2 separate regions of the Homo sapiens genome follow, and region 2 is linked to region 1. Evidence: read pairs that join two places in POLR2A ChIA-PET (ENCODE). Cell type or tissue: PC-3. All regions are shown on one strand. Region 1 overlaps ARID5B (AT-rich interaction domain 5B). Region 2 overlaps ARID5B (AT-rich interaction domain 5B).

The links. ChIA-PET counts read pairs that join two places held together with the same protein. Peaks named below come from ENCODE experiments on the same cell type or tissue, not always from the same donor. Only the 100,000 strongest peaks of a DNase experiment are listed, where the experiment ranks them.
Region 2: POLR2A ChIA-PET joins it to region 1 with 10 read pairs; 4 of 35 experiments call an interaction of 5 or more read pairs at or near these places.

What each region holds. Positions count from the first base shown.
Region 1 is chr10:62,068,404-62,076,403 of GRCh38, reverse strand. It overlaps ARID5B (AT-rich interaction domain 5B), which reads right to left. Exons shown (of 10, transcript NM_032199.3): 8 at 6,607-6,704. Among named protein-coding and RNA genes, the nearest start is that of ARID5B, 170 kb to the right of the region's middle. RefSeq lists an enhancer at 4,288-4,427. In PC-3, no CTCF peak of the experiment used is centred here; a DNase peak (open chromatin) is centred at 4,483; H3K27ac peaks cover 478 bases.
Region 2 is chr10:61,941,202-61,949,201 of GRCh38, reverse strand. All of the region lies in intron 3 of ARID5B (AT-rich interaction domain 5B), which reads right to left. Among named protein-coding and RNA genes, the nearest start is that of ARID5B, 44 kb to the right of the region's middle. In PC-3, CTCF peaks have their summits at 5,168 and 5,372; DNase peaks (open chromatin) are centred at 4,931 and 5,381; H3K4me3 peaks cover 2,107 bases; H3K27ac peaks cover 4,456 bases.

The DNA of each region.
Region 1 (8,000 bases):
GCCCCAGCTAATTGTTGTATTTTTTAGTAGAGGCAGGGTTTTACCATGTTGGCCAGGCTGGTTTCGAACTCCTGGGTCTCAAGTCATCTGCCCGCCTCGGCCTCCCAAAGTGCTGGGATTATAGGCGTGAGCCACCATGCCCACCACAGACATAGATATAACTCTCTTCCATGTGTGTACGGCCTTTGACTCAGATCTTGTGATGGGTTAGATAAACCAAGGATCATGGCATCTTCCAGTTCTAATGAGTCGTGGTGGCTCCCTGGGGATGCCATACTGAGAAGAATTCTGAGGCTGAACCCGGGCTCACCGGAAGCAGCATCCTGTTCCTTTAGCAATCTCAGCTATGAATGTGGTGGCAAGGGTACCTCCTCATTGTTTGCCAGCCAATTCTCAACTCTTTGCTTTATATGTTCTCATTACCCCTGAGAGTGCTCTCTGCACATGGCAGATGTCCAAAAAACACCGATTGGGTTTTGAGGGCAGCAGTAAATAAAAAAGACAGTTAATCAAATGGCAAATCTATCCTATCCAAGAAAATGCAACAGGCCAGTAGGAGAGGGCTTCTTGCCCATTCCAAATGTAATCTTAGGCTGTGTTGATAGACTGACACTGCCCGCATCCTGAGAAATACTACATGCCACATCTGGAGTAGCTTTGGGTATTCTGAGTGACACAAACTGGAGGCGCCTGCATGAGAGCAAGCCGAGCTGGTGAAGGTCCATTACTGACGCTCTGAGGCTTGGTTGAATGGAACAGGAAGACCTGAAGTGAAAGAGGAGCTTTGACAAGCTCCTGGACGCTGATCAGAGCAAAGGGAGCAGACATGTGGCGAGTCGTCCTCCGAAGGCAAGGCAAGGTCAATGGGAAGCCACAGAGGGTGTTTTGCTCAGCACACGGAAGAGTGTGTAGAGCAGAGTAAGAGCGCCTGGAACCCTGAAGCTTCCTCTAGGCCCTCCCACTGCAGGGCGCTGTATCAGAGGCTGGAGAGCCTAGTGTCAAGCATATTTCAGTCTTTGTGGAACTTGGCATCCTGTAGGCTATATTTTGCCCCTGGGCATGTTTGATTTAGCTTATATAAAATATTTTTTTAAATATTGGAGCCAGTGTTTGTAAGTTAGGTTATTTCACATTAAAAAAATATCTTGAAAACATAGAAGGTCAGGAAGCGCACAGACGGCATCTACCTACAGCAACAGTGTGGGCTGGTCCCTTTGGGCTCTCTGGCCCGGGCTGTGCGTGCCAGTTTCACACTTTCCAGCCGTGGCCCCTGCACTCATCTTTGCTACCTGCCTCCATAAATATCTGAGTTTGTGGCCAAGATGTAGGAGCGGACCTTCTCCACTGACCTGGGTGAAAGACGAGTTTTCTAAATTTCCCATCTGATGCTGACTGATGCTTTTGTAAACAACCATAAAAATGAATTACTAGAAAAATGGAATTCAAAAGGAGGCATACAAAACACAAGCCCCAAGTTTTTATTAGCTTCAACAGACATAATGTTATTCTGGCAAATTTCAGCGTAAGTGTATCAATGCTTATTCGCAATTGCTGTGCTTATTAGCTTGTTATGGGCTAGTAGAAAACAGTTCATGGACAAGTCAGAAAATCTCATTTGAGTAGCACTGGTCTAGGGAGTTGCTAGGGGTCCTCTTAAATATACAATTCTGAGATGTGGCCTGTGACTTTCTGAATTGCGTATCTATTAACTCCAAGGGTGTCCAAATGAGCAAGAATACATGGAATCATGTCCTTGATGTGCACAGAACTGTAACTCACCTTTCCTTCCCCAGCCTTTATCCATGGTATGATTAGGTGGGTTCCTTAGAACCTGATATATTTTTGGTCCTTAACTTAAAGCACATGCTTATCTTATTCAAAACATGAAGCCTCCCACACTCTACCTTATACCTTCAGAGAAAAAAGGCAGAAGCTCCAGCTATCACCCAGTATCTGCCCAAGTACATCTGGCTTGGGTACAGCTCACCTTAAGTCCCTGCAAAGAAAGCTGCCTCAGCCATGCAGGGTGACAATCTTGTCCAAGGAATGCTTATGGTAAAAGCAAAAGGTTGGATTTGAAATTAGGCATTATGTGTGCAAGAAGATGAAGAATAGTTGCTAATTTCCCTCACAAACAAATACATTTGTTTATGATTTTGATTTTCTAAATACTCAAAAATGCACATCATAAAGTACTTTTGCTTTAATGCTCCTTTTAAAATCCCTAATAACAACTTCATGTGCTCCACAGAAACAGACCATGTAATTTATTCAGGAAAATTAAAACCAGTAATCTAGCATTCTGAGTAAAGATTTTTTTCCCCCTGCATGGACTTTAAAAACATTTTTTAAAAAGGGAAATCTGCATGTGAAAACAAAGCCTTTAAAGTGATTTACTATTCCAGAAAATCAAGCTAAGAGAATTCCATAAAAGTAGTCGTTTTCCTTTTTGTTCCTTTACTGATAAAAATAAAGTGAACTGGTTACTTTTAAGTAAAGAGTTAGACAAGAAAGAAAATGTTCCACTTAGAAAGAATGAGGTGGGTATTTTTCTTTGCATCAAAAGCTACAGTAACTTCATCTATAAATCCTGAGCAAGAAATGTCCAGAATAACCACATTTCATAAGCTTTGCTGAGTTTGAGACATCTACATAGCAACAGCCTTGCGATGGGAAAACATTAATGCTTTTTATATTGGTAATCATCTGTAACATGAGCAATTAAGTACAGTACTAATGGACTATGGCCAGGAGCCTGGTACTAATATTAAAAACTGACAGAGATGAATAGATTTGGAAGCAAAACCCGGCTGACAAAGACATTTTTATGAAGTGCTTGGACCTATTTGATTTAAACCAATCAGAGGCAAGTTTGTACGAGTCAGGCCTTCAGTGACAATGATGTATTCACAAGCATTGTACCATTTCTGCTTTGCCTTAAATAAAAACACCCATTGATTCTTTTCAACAACCCACACTTTCATTATTGCACTCATTAATAAACCAAAAGTGCTCAACTAATATACAAGTAACATTTTACTGAGGAACTGGCTACATTTTTCTTGTTGTAAAATGAAAACGTTTACTGGAAACATGAACCACAGTGCATGAAAAATAAATCAGTGGATAATGCATAGAGATCACTCACTTCTTCATCTTCTAGGAAAGCAAAGCTGGTGGCAGGGAAATAGGAAAAAGAGCAGTTCTCTTTATCGGAGTGAAAAGAATGAGAACAGAAGAACCCGCAGCCTAGTAGGAAGAGCTCTCATCATCCTGATTTGGTTTGGAAGGCTTTACAAAATTCCAAGGGCATTTCCAGACTAGATATTTGCCCACAAAGTCCTGACCATTCTCAACTCATTGACCCTTCTTGAAAACAGTGTTCCTTCACCAATCCAGTCATCTCTGTTTTATCTGTTCATGCAACCTGTGACTAGCAAGAATGAATGAAATCCACCATAATCATGAAGTTTTAGCCCAGAGCTTCAGTCTCTTCTTGGATATATGTGCATGTCCTCTGCCCTTCTTTGGTAGAACCAATTAAAAGGAAGACATCTAGAACGGTAATCCTAGCTTTTTCTCCCCACCACAACACATAGGATTATGGGTGATTCCTCTTGGAGAATGATTGATTGAACATTGAGAGAGGCACTGTTGTAAATAAAATCAATGATCTTCAAATTTTGGTAGTTAGCGGTTGCATCTGATCACAAGGATGTGAGAGGAGTCTAGATGGCAAAAAGGAAATACCAAGGAAAGGTAAAGGACCTTGCTAATCACCCTGGGACAGCTATGCTCCAACAACACAGTTGGAGGCTCCACACTGCCAATTTTTGGTGTTGCCACACATAAAATGGGCTCTGCATATGGGGTTCCCACTTGGCGGATGGCCTATTGTCTTTCAACTCCAAATCCACCCTTCTGTACTCTGCTTGCTGATGCTAGGACTGGAATTCTGTAAATTACACATCCCTTTTGTCAGCTATCTTCCTGTTACTATTCTGCAAACAGTGTGTCCTGGGAGGCAGGGAGAGAAAAGGAATCTCCTTTCCATTTCACTTGTTCACATAAGTGTCAACTCCACAATGCATTAACAGCAGCAGTGGGTTGCAGCCTCTAGTTTCAACAGTCCCCCAGCAGTTTCAGCGCGTGTCCTCTGAGGTCTGGCAGCAGCCAGGGAGCACCGCCTCCTCAGGTTTCAGCCCAGCTCTGCAGTGCTCCACCTCTGAGCTCCCGAAGCATCAGTGCTGGTTGGGTGACTCCTTCTTACCAGGGACCTGAACCCCAGCTCTGAGGCACATTCTCCAAACTTCTGGGTGGTGACAACCAACCTCTCTTCTCTGTTCTGTCACCCTAGGGAACTTACAGTTGTTGCCCCCGTGTTAACTTAGTGCCTCACACCAACCCCTGTTTAAGCAACTGCCTATGGTGAAGTCTCTTTGTTGAATACCCAGTGTGGTTTCCATTTTCCTTACTGCACCCTGACTCATACACTGACCAAATTCTGGATTTGGAAAAGTGACACCACTCTTCAAAAAGTTTAATCGAGTGAGAAAGCAAACCTTTATGGAATATCCAATCTGGTCCCAAGAATAGGGAGAGAAGAGAAAAATTTTAAGACATCTTTAATCATGTTTCTTAATTGCTAAAGTTTGTGGTATATCTACTAAAATTTTCTAATGTGATTGAAAGCTTTCAGGAATCTCCTGAAAGAAGTAAATAATCAAAAGTACACAATCTTCAGAAGAATCCTACTTTTATTCACAGACCTGCTCAATCACACACACACACACTACTATGGGTTGAGTCCTTCTCTCCATGCCAAACCTTCTCTCTTTTTTTTTTTTTTACCATGTGATACTTTGTAATTAATTTGATTGATGTTTTCATTCTTTAACTAGATGAGCTAACAGCTGAGATACACTCCTTTTTCAAGCTTTAATTGCTATCTGCTCCTTTATGTTTGATGGTTCAGGTGTTGAGGGCATTTGCATATAAAGGACAGGGATGTCCACTCTCAAAACAGAATCTATTTGAAAACAGGGACAGAGTTTCTAGTAAAAATGTTCTGGCTGGGTGTGGTGGCTCACGCCTGTAATCCCAGCACTTTGGGAGGCCGAAGTGGGTGGATCATGAGGTCAAGAGATCGAGACCATCCTGGCCAACATGGTGAAACCCCGTCTCTACTAAAAATACAAAAATTAGCTGGGCGTGGTAGCACGTGCCTGTAGTCCCAGTTACTTGGGAGACTGAGTCAGGAGAATCGCTTGAACCTGGGAGGCAGAGGTTGCAGTGGGCCGAGATCATGCCACTGCACTGTAGCCTGGTGACAGAGGAAGACTCCGTCTCAAAAAAAAAAAAAAAAAAAAAAAAGTTCTGAATGAAGCCTTGACTCATAAGTCAAAAACAAGTAGCCTGTGGTTCCTTAGACATTATTTTCGGAACACTCACCTGAGATATCAGTGCTACTTTGTACTAGGACATCAGTGGTGTACCTTATACATACAGTGAGAATGGGTGAGTTTTTGTATTAAACACTGACAGAAATAACATATTTTAAAAATTGATGTGTTGTATTGAAAAACAATGCTATAAAGAGTAATAATTTGAACATCTATTATCAATTTTTAAAAATCCTTCTGAATTACAACCCTGCCAAGTAAGGCAATCCTTTGGGAATACTTTGTAGCAATTTTTCATGGTGTACTAAACCCAATTCAATTTATTATTACAAAAACATTCTTGTTGAACGGCCATACTAAAGCTGAGTTAAATGCAATACAGATAAAAGTAAAATTGAACTTGGAAAAAAAGGACTAAGAATTGATGAGTTAAATGGTATTGCCTGAGGATGTACGTATAAGACCCAAAGGGAAATGCCAGTTATAAGGAAGTTGGTAATGACCTAAACAAATTAAGTATGGGCTTGAAGCATAGAGGGATAATGCATTAATCTGCTAACTGGTCTTTAACGGTGTGAATAATGGAGTCCTAATGCAAACGGGAAATCCACTCCTGTGGATGCAACATAGTAGGCTAATTTTGCATTACTTCTTGTTTGCATCCTCATCATCTTTCTGAAATAGGCTGAAATTGTTAGAAAACCAAGCCACACAGAGCTTGGTAAGAAGATTCCGTAGAAGAAAAATACCAGGATGAAATAAAACAACAGATTTGATCTGGGGCCATTTCTCTTACTATGAGAAATCCTTACTTTTCAATGCTAATATTATGAGAAGTGCTTACTTTTCAATGTCAACCTCAGAGTAGCATTGCAGATTTTTCAGAAGCTAAAGGTTCTCATGTTAAGAGAGCCTAAAGAGAACATCCTGAGTAATCTATGCTTGTGGGGAAAAAAAAAAAAGGCATTGTCAGGCAGGTGGTCACATGACAGAACCAAACTAAAAGAACATCTAATTTTAGCCCCTGTAACAAGAGAAAGCCATGTTCCCTAAAAATCACAAGGCGGTATGCAAAGTAAAATGCCAGAGGGAAATTTTCAGTTTCCCAAAAGGTCATTTAGACTTCCTCTGTCTTATCCTTGACCAGAAGCTCCTTTCAATTAACACACTTTTAACTAAGCAATTCCATGAAATGGTTTCTTACCTTTCATAATGTCTGCGGGTACAAGTGGCAGCGCTGGTGCTCCCAGGATTACCGCCTAATTCATCATAAATATGTTTCCACTGACGGCGGGCTGTTATCTGAAAAAATGGCAATGGGAAATTCAATCTTACATCATAAGAGATTCATAGTGCCAGGCTTCAATACATATGCAACAGTCAGAAGAGAACAGTCTGTTCTGGAAACCCAGAAACAGAGAAGTCCAAAAGAGTATATGGGGTGATTTATGGTTTCATAGTGAGATCTCGCTTTCAGCACTCTTCTTTACAATAAAAATGGAATTCTACTTTTGGATGTGTATTTTGTCATCCTAAGTGCGTTTCATTTAAGACACCTCCCTGGATATTCATGTAGGTTTGTCAAGGACTCATACTCATACCCTGTTCCTTTAAGTCATTTGATAAAGCATCAAAATAAAATCAGGTTTTAGCTGAAATATATCTTAGTTCAACAGTTTAGATGAATCAACATTAACATTGCCTGAGGCATGTGGAAATGGGGAACCGGGTATAGAGGTAAAAAAGAGTCTTTTACCAAACATGCTTTTGTATCTTCTGATTTTCCATCCATGAGATGTGTTGCCAATTTAAAAAATAAATAAAATTACTACACAGATTAAGTTAAATGATCAAATTGGTTGTGGAATTTATAGTCATTTCAGGCTATATTTTTATGCCAGCTTCTCTAACCACCAAAACAAAACCAAAATCTGAAACTGTATATGTTGCAAGCTGTTTATTTTTATTCACTTAGGTCAAGAAAATGGGATATTGATCAAATCATATGAAAACTAACATATTCCACAGTTAAAATGCTAGCTACGTACATTATTGAGTTGAGTGAATAAAAACAAACAGCTTGTAATATACTGAGCTGCACACTATGGTCTTGTTTAATTTTTTCCTTTAATTTTATTTTTGTACAAAAATTAAGATTTTACAAAATAACAGATGCAAGATCTGGCAAATGATTAATTTGGGGAAACCATGTCATTTACTACATCCAAGTAAGTCTAGTATTTCCTTGAAATTTGGAAGACAGAACAAGTTCTGCGGCCCTCGTGAACATTTCTCAACAGGGTTACGGGAAAACTCTGTTATTTGAATGTGTAGGGGACAGGGCGTGGCAAAGGTGCCAGTGGAATTTAATACAGTCAAGCAGGAGGCTTCTTTTGAAAAATACCCACGAGGCTGCCAGCGGAGTTCACCAAGGGGCTAAAGGCAGCAATCAAATGAAAAAAAAAAAAATTAAAAAACCTCAACTTGCAACCGGGGCTCTGTAATTGTAAATCTGAGGAGGAGGAGGTGGCTGGTTAAATATTATGGGGTAAATGGTACCTTTTCTATTTCAAATAGAAAGAACCCCTTCATTTTCAT
Region 2 (8,000 bases), 130 kb after region 1:
TATATTATTTGGTTGGAATAGCTTAAACAGACTCTCAGACACCAAGCTGGTCTTCAACTGTAGACCGTTACTGAGGCAAAAATCAGTTTGGGCAAGCCCTATCCTAAATGCTAGAGTAAAAAACTACAGGAACTACAGAAGCTCAAAAGGCACAACATTGATATTGAGCCACAGTAGCTGCCATATTAACAACGATGTTCATTAGATACTAGTCTACACTTAATATTACTGTGTATAAAAACAAACAAAAAAATAGGTACCTAAACTTCAGGGAGTGTAGTGGCAGAATATTTTCCCCCTTTTTGCTCTTACTTATAAAAAGGCCAAGGCCATACAGCTCTAGAGAAGAGTCCAGTAGTTTTGCTAATGTCATGTTGTATCTGGAGGATGCCAAGCCAGCTCCTTAGAGTTCTGGCCATGCGTAATGGATCACTGGGGCCTTTCTCTAGAATCTACTCCTATTCTGGCTCTAGGATTCTTAGTAAAAATGAGCTCCTGCAATATAAATGAGTTAAATGGTATAAAAAAATCACCTCAGCTGGGCATGGTGGCTCACACCTGTAATCCCAGCACTTTGGTAGGCCAAGGTGGGCAGATCACGAGGTCAGGAGATCGAGGCCATCCTGGCCAACACGATGAAGCCCCGTCTCTACTAAAATACAAAAAAATTAGCCGGATGTGGTGGCGCGCACCTGTAGTCCCAGCTACTCGGGAGGCTGAGGCAGGGAAATTGCTTGAACCCAGGAGGCAGAGGTTGCAGGGATCCGAATCCAGCCTGGTGACAGAGCAAAACTCCATCTCAAAAAAAAAAAAAAAAAAAATTACCTAAAGTGTATCCTAAGATAAGTAACCGTGATGGTGAGGGATTCTGAAAGCACATCTTAGGGAAGAACTGAAAAGAGAGGCCTGACGACTGTTAGAAGGAAAAAGAGGAGAAAACAATGTTCATGAAGGCCCCTTCCAGCCTGACAATTCTATAAAGAGTTTCAGAAAAGCATGATGCAGATTCTTGTACTCCATTACTCCTTTTGCATACATTGTATCCTAGAGGTAAATACTGGTAGCCTGGATACTAAAAATAGCACAGAAAGTTCCAATTTCACTTTTTTTCTACTTCTGCCCTGACATCTCCAAATGGAAAAGTAGGAATAAATTCCAAAATTCTACAAACTTCTTTTCAGCTGATGGTCCATCTTCAGTCCGTCATCAGAAGAAGAAATGAACCTGGAATTCTAAGAAGCTTTCGTGGCTGCAGGAAACACTAGAAAATCCTCAGGTCAACAGTAATTCCAAATGAAAGGGTCTTAACTTGGATTGTGCCTTCATGAGTGATGGCAGTACAAGTACCTGGGCAGCATTATCAACGACCAGCTGTTGATTGGCTCAGACTTGGTCAGATTTCACAAAGACCTCTTTTCTAGCAGGAATAGCCAAGATGGCTGAGTGTAGACAGCATAAATGAATATTACTTATTTGAGCCACTTTTACTCACTCATTCTACCACTATTACAAGGCAATATTCAACTATTTAATTAGATGGTCAAGCCAAAATTTAAATTTCAAATGAAATGAATAATCTTATTCCTATGTGTTATAACCATATGTATTCCTAGTTTCTTAGAAAACATACTGGGTTGGACACAGTGGCTCACACCTGTAATCCCAGCACTTTGGGAGGCCAAGGCGGGTGATCACTTGAGTTTAGGAGTCTGTGACCAGCCTGGCCAACATCGTGAAACCCCGTCTCTACTGAAAAAATACAAAAATTAGCTGGGCATGGTGGCGGGCACCTGTAATCCCAGCTACTTGGGAGGCTGAGGCAGGAGAATTGCTTGAACCCAGGAAGCAGACGTTACAGTGAGCCAAGATCGCACCACTGCACTCCAGCCTGGGCAATGCAGTGAGACCCTGTCTCAAAAAAAAAAAAAAAAAAAAAAAAAGAAAGTAAGTGAGAAGATATACTGGTAATAAGCTGTTCTAAAACTCTGAATATCTTGGATGCAGATTCTTGTACTCCATCAAAAGTCCTTTGGGTTGTCACATTATAACGGCATGAGGCAATCTCTTGAAGAGTCATGTGGGTACTTGGAGAGTATCTCCTCCAATGTTAATTGGGCTATGATAAAATTCTTTAACGAATGCATGGTTAACACAACAATATTGTCAGAGAGAAAATCCTTTGGAAAGTATCTTTACAAGTCTTTGATAAGTCTCGTATGTAATTAGTTTCCATGTTGAACTTAAGGATACTATAAAGGCCAAATTATTATTATTTTTTTTTGAGACAGAGTCTCACTCTGTTGCCCAGGCTGGGGTGCAGTGATGTGATCTCTGCTCACTACAACCTCCTCCTCCTGGGTTCAAGCAGTTCTCCTGCCTCAGCCTCCTGAGTAGCTCGGACTACAGGCGCATGCCACCATGCCCGGATAATTTTTATATTTTTAGTAGAGATGGGGCTTCACTATGTTGTCCAGGCTGATCTTGAACTCCTGACCTTGTGATCCACCCGCCTTGGCCTCCCAAAGTTTTGGGATTACAGGTGTGAGCCACTGCGCCTGGCCCAAATTCGTTTTAGTTAGAAGGTTGCTCTGTAATGATTCTTCATGATATTCATGAATAGTATAGTGCAACAATATATTATTTAAGAAACTTCTCAAGTTGCAGTGTTAAGAAAAATAGTAGACTTAGGCCAGCAATCCAAGCAACAAATACCTTCAAAAGACTCTTTAATATACATACAAAATTTAAATCTAGAAAGGAAGGAAGGATTGTCCCAGTAAGAAGGATGTCTTCCAATCCTAGTAAATTCATTAGCAGTGAAAAGTCTCTATGACAAGATGTCTGCATTTAGCATGCTTCTTACAGACATTTATATTGTTTTCTTCAACAAAAAGTGAGAATCCTTCCCATGTCCACATCTCAGGAAGCTGCCTGACATATCAAACTCAAAAGTGATCTGAAACAACCATTTGCAATACGAGGCCTCCAGAATCTCCAAGCAAAAACTACAGCTAATTTTTAACCAAGAGTATTTGAGATATCCTATACAACTGGCCACTTATGGCTCAGTTTATTTTGACAGAATTTTCAGGAGGATAAAAGTTTATAAAATATAAATATATATTAATATATAAATATATAAAATGTTTATGTTATATGGTATATATTACATACATTTATTATTTGAAATAAATATATATTAAAATAATAGTCATATATAATATGTATTTATATATATACATATAAACAAGCAAAAACCTAAAGGACTTTTATAATAGTTTTCTATCGAGGGAGACAGTAATGAGAGTAAACCCTGTTCTAAATTACTAGAATGTGTGTGTGATTAGGGAAATTCAAAAGGGACAAATAAGCTAACCTTGTACCACATGGCTCCCTATCATACAGAACCTGCTTCTGATAATAATAATGTACTAATAATACCACTTTAGACTTCAGTATCACAAATGTTTCCATAGATATTAACTAATTTGTTCTCAGGTGGTCTTCTCAAAAATCCAATGAGAAACAGCCAGGTACATATTATTGCCCATTTTAGACAAAACAAAGCTGAATGTATAAACAATATATCATTTAAGAAACTTCTCAAGTTGCAGTGTTATGGAAAATGGCAGAGTGAAACCAGCAATCCAAAGTAAAATATAAACAACAAATACCTTCCAAAGACTCTTTAATATACACATAAAATTTAAACCTACTTTGAGCCATTTGGTTGAACAGTTGTGTTCTTTTCATGTCACCTTAGAGCTGTATAATAATATTTCACTTTATCTCTGCAGCAATGAAGTGAGTACAGATATTTTATTTTACATTTGAAAATCTCATTGTATTTTATCTTTTTTTGTGGCTGAGAATTAAGAATTCATTGCTCTCATTAATAAAAGTTATTTCTCTTCACTGAAAAAAATAAAAAACAAAAAATATATACACATAAAATTTAAGTCTAGAAAGGAAGGAAGGATTGTTCCAATAAGAGGCATGTCTTCAAATCCTAATAAATTCATGAGAGCACTCAGGTAAAAAATCATACAGTGTCTTCCAGTGACTTTTCCAGTGGTGACAGATCTACATGTAGAGCCAAGATTCTCCTGACAGCCCACCCTCTGCTCTTTTAACCCCACCATGCTGTTGACTCCCAAAAAGTACAGTGAAAGTCCCAGCAACAGAAGAAAGGGGGAAGCTACTCTTTCTCAATTTGATGGGACAGATTTAGAAACAGAAATTGAACTGAGGGAACCCCCATCATTAAATTCAGCCAGACCCCCACACATAATCTTTGGGTCTTTTTTCTCAGTTTCAGCTCAGACTCCTCTATCTTTTCTTTCTTTTTCTAAAGACACATTTGGAGATGAAACCATTCATAACTGCCCATCCACAGACAGTTTGTGGCAGCATAATTGACAATGAGTCTGCTGCAAAAAAATGAAAATGCTGTTTTAATAACCTTGGCCTAAAATACATTCTGTTGTATGCCTCAAAGGGCTTCAATAAAAAGTCAACCTGTAGAGACATATTTTCTTGGCTTAAACAACAATCCAAAGCATATAAATGTAGTCCAACTATAATGACATATTTATAGGCCAATAAAGCTTACACTGCAGCTTTCATACTTCGCTTAAAGGAACTCTGTAAGAATCAGTGTTACATAAAATAATTTGATTTTTTTTTCAAACTATAGCCCAAGGAATAAAAAAATGCAAGTTTGCTATGTTTAACTGATAGTGTTTATATTCCTTACTTACTAAAAATTTTGTAAAATGAAATAATTCTTCATTTGACTACTTTCAACTGCCATACCAAATATGGGTATCAAGTCCACTTTATTATAAAAGCTAAGTACTGTAATTCTAAAGACAAAAATAAATAACTAGAGGCTTGTGTGGTGAATGATTTAATCAACCCAATTCTTCTGGAAAAACAGGTTCTTGTGTTCATTATGCTTATGAATAATACATTCCTTAACCCTCCTATTTTAACATAGTTATTTTTCTTTTTTTTTTATAAACTTCAGTATGAAACAGTCTGAAAGAAGGTAAAATATCTCACTGAGTAAAGTCATAATTTGCATTGGTTTCATATTGAACTTTCTTTCTTTGAAAAGGACAAAGAGGAGGGAAGAGAATGAATGCACTTTACCACATTTCAGAAGTGTTTTTTAAGATTATTAGTTTTTCCACTATCCAGATCTGTAGTTTTAGTCATCAACCATTAAGAGTCTTAAATGAAAACTCTAGAGAGTTTTAAAAAGCAGAAAGATGACATCCTCAAATATTGTCTAAATGTGCTCCCTCAAGGGGGAAGGGGATAAAAAAAAAATGAAAGAGTTGTGATTTGAATCAGAGCATTTATTGGAAGCTGCCATGTGGGGCAGAGTTTCTCTTTGTGGAGTATTAATTTGTTGGCAGACACACATTTGTGAGAACATTCTTGTTTTTTTTTTTTACTATTCAGAGAGAGACAGGAAGTGACACAAACTGGAATTAAAGCGAACTTATTCTACCTAAACACTAAGCAAGAAAAGTGCTTTAATGAGCTTTTATATTTTAAAATCCCTTCTCTAAGAACCAATCTAATTATTTTGTTATTATTCATGTTTCAACATTATGAAATAACTCAGTTAAAAAACGATAACATGTTGGAGTTTTACTTTATCCATAGAAAGGTGAGATCTTTCCGTTCTTTGCTTACTTCCACCAGAAAAAAAGGGGGGGGGCCTCAAATAATCTCACAGTTCATCTTCTTTCTTTGGTAAGAACAATGAGGAGTTGGAAGGGTTCTACAGAAGGAAAAACCTAATAAGTGTGTGAATTTCCATTAACAATGTGGTATTGGAGGTGGTTTCAGTGTGACCAACAGAAAAGGAGATAAGAAAACCACTGCGGAGAAAGAAAAGTACAGACAACAAATATTTTGATGTTATAGAAGAGGCTGAAGAGAAAGTTGTGGGGACAGGAATGTGTACAGAAAATGACACCCCCTATCTCCTCAATATAAATCCTGACAATGTAGACTTACAAACCTTAGATTAGGCAGATAATGGAAACTCATTACATTAAGGAAAGTTTTTGTTTCTCTTTCCACATTATTACAACACAGTGTGCATTCCAATTACAAAAGCTATTTGTCTCAAATTCCCCACAGTTCATAGCAACTGAGTAGAATTTCAAGGCCCTAAATTCTATCCTTAAAGGGGTATTTTACATTAAAAATTTTTTAAGTACATGGTGTTTCTTGTGCCCCAGGAGAGAGCCTCCCAATCAACTCTCCTGTTGATCATTTTCCCTTCTTCAGCACTAATCATAAAGCTGTCTCCAAAATGAGACCAAAACAAACAAACAAAATCAGACTCAACCTAAAAGCCTTTTTTGTTTTGTTTTGTTTTGTTTTTGAGACAGAGCCTCGCTGTTGTCGCCCAGGCTGGAGTGCAAAGGTGTGATGATTTCGGCTCACTGCAACCTCTGCCTCCCAGGTTCCAGCAATTCTCTTGCCTCAGCCTCCCAAGTAGCTGAGATTACAGGCCCCTGCCACCACACGTGACTAATTTTTCTATTTTTAGTAGAGATGGGGTTTCACCATGTTGGCCAGGCTGGTCTTGAACTCCTGACCTCAGGTGATCCACCTGCCTCGGCCTCCCAAAGTGCTGGGATTACAGGCGTGAGCCACCGCACCCGGCCAGGAACCTTTTTATCAATACACATTCATTGGCCTTTCCTTACTCCTACTGAATGAAGAATCTAGAAAAGCTGGTCTCAGTAATCAGTATTGTTTTTTAAATTTCTTTCTTGAGTCTAATAAGCAACTAAATTTAAAAACCACTCATCTAGATTTTCCAGGCCAAACCACCTGCAAGTACTGTGAATATTCACTATAAACCAATTTCTTCTGGAATCAACTGCAAAAAGGTAGAATATGGACCTTCTTTTTTTTTAGAATCCAAGAGGATCAACCTTTTATTTCTTTGGGTGGAATTAAGAAATTAGACTTATTTTCCTGTTCATTAATAAATTATCCATTTTAAACACAATTTTAAACATAAACCTTGCTATAAATACTCTTGTTTATATGTGTGACATCAAGCTTAACCATCTACACATCCTTTTGTCCCCTGTGGGTTTCCTGTTTAATTTTTTATTAGTAACAGTATATTCCATAACACACACACACAAAATTAAACAAACAAAAGAAAGGTTTTAATGTTAAGGAAAACATAAGACAATGGTAATACAACTTAGATCATACATTAGGAAAGTAACACAACAGATGTATTATTCAGCATTACCGCAAGTCATAAGACTAGTTATTGTGTGTTCACAAAACTGGGGGGTGTAACAGTATATATAGGAAGATTATCAAAAAACTCTTTGGCTTTAGAAGGAAAACCACTAGTCTAATAATTGTCTCTAAATGTGCAGGTGACAATCAGGCTGCCATATCTAAAATGTTACTGTCTGACATCAACCAAAAGATGCCAGGAAACCGTTGATAGTTAAACTCAAACTGCAAGAAAATATTAATGCTATTCCCAAAACACAGCACAGCTCATCACAAACCAGGGTCACATGAAAGCCACAGTCAGTTACTGGTGTTATTCAGTCTCTTTATGCCAATTAAAATAAATTGCCTAGGTTTGTTGTAATAGTTAAGTTCTGGGTTTAAAAAAAAAAAAACCAGGAAGTTGTCACATTAAGGCGTAAAATAGGACTGCAAAAATCAGCATTGTGCGCAAATGAAAGAAAAAGATGCCTTAATATGTTAAAGTGCAGTTCCTCTTTGCCTAAAGAGGAAATAACTAGTCTAAATCAGAGGACAACAATTTTCGTCTTGGGCAATGCTAGGAGAATAAATCAGTGAATGACACGGGAATACAAACAGAAGAAAAAAAAAAAGCAATGAAAGGACACAAAATGTCACTGGAGAAGAAAGTGTTAAGAAAAAGCAATAGAACTAATTATGAAGCCCCTCCTTTATGCCAGTCAATGTGC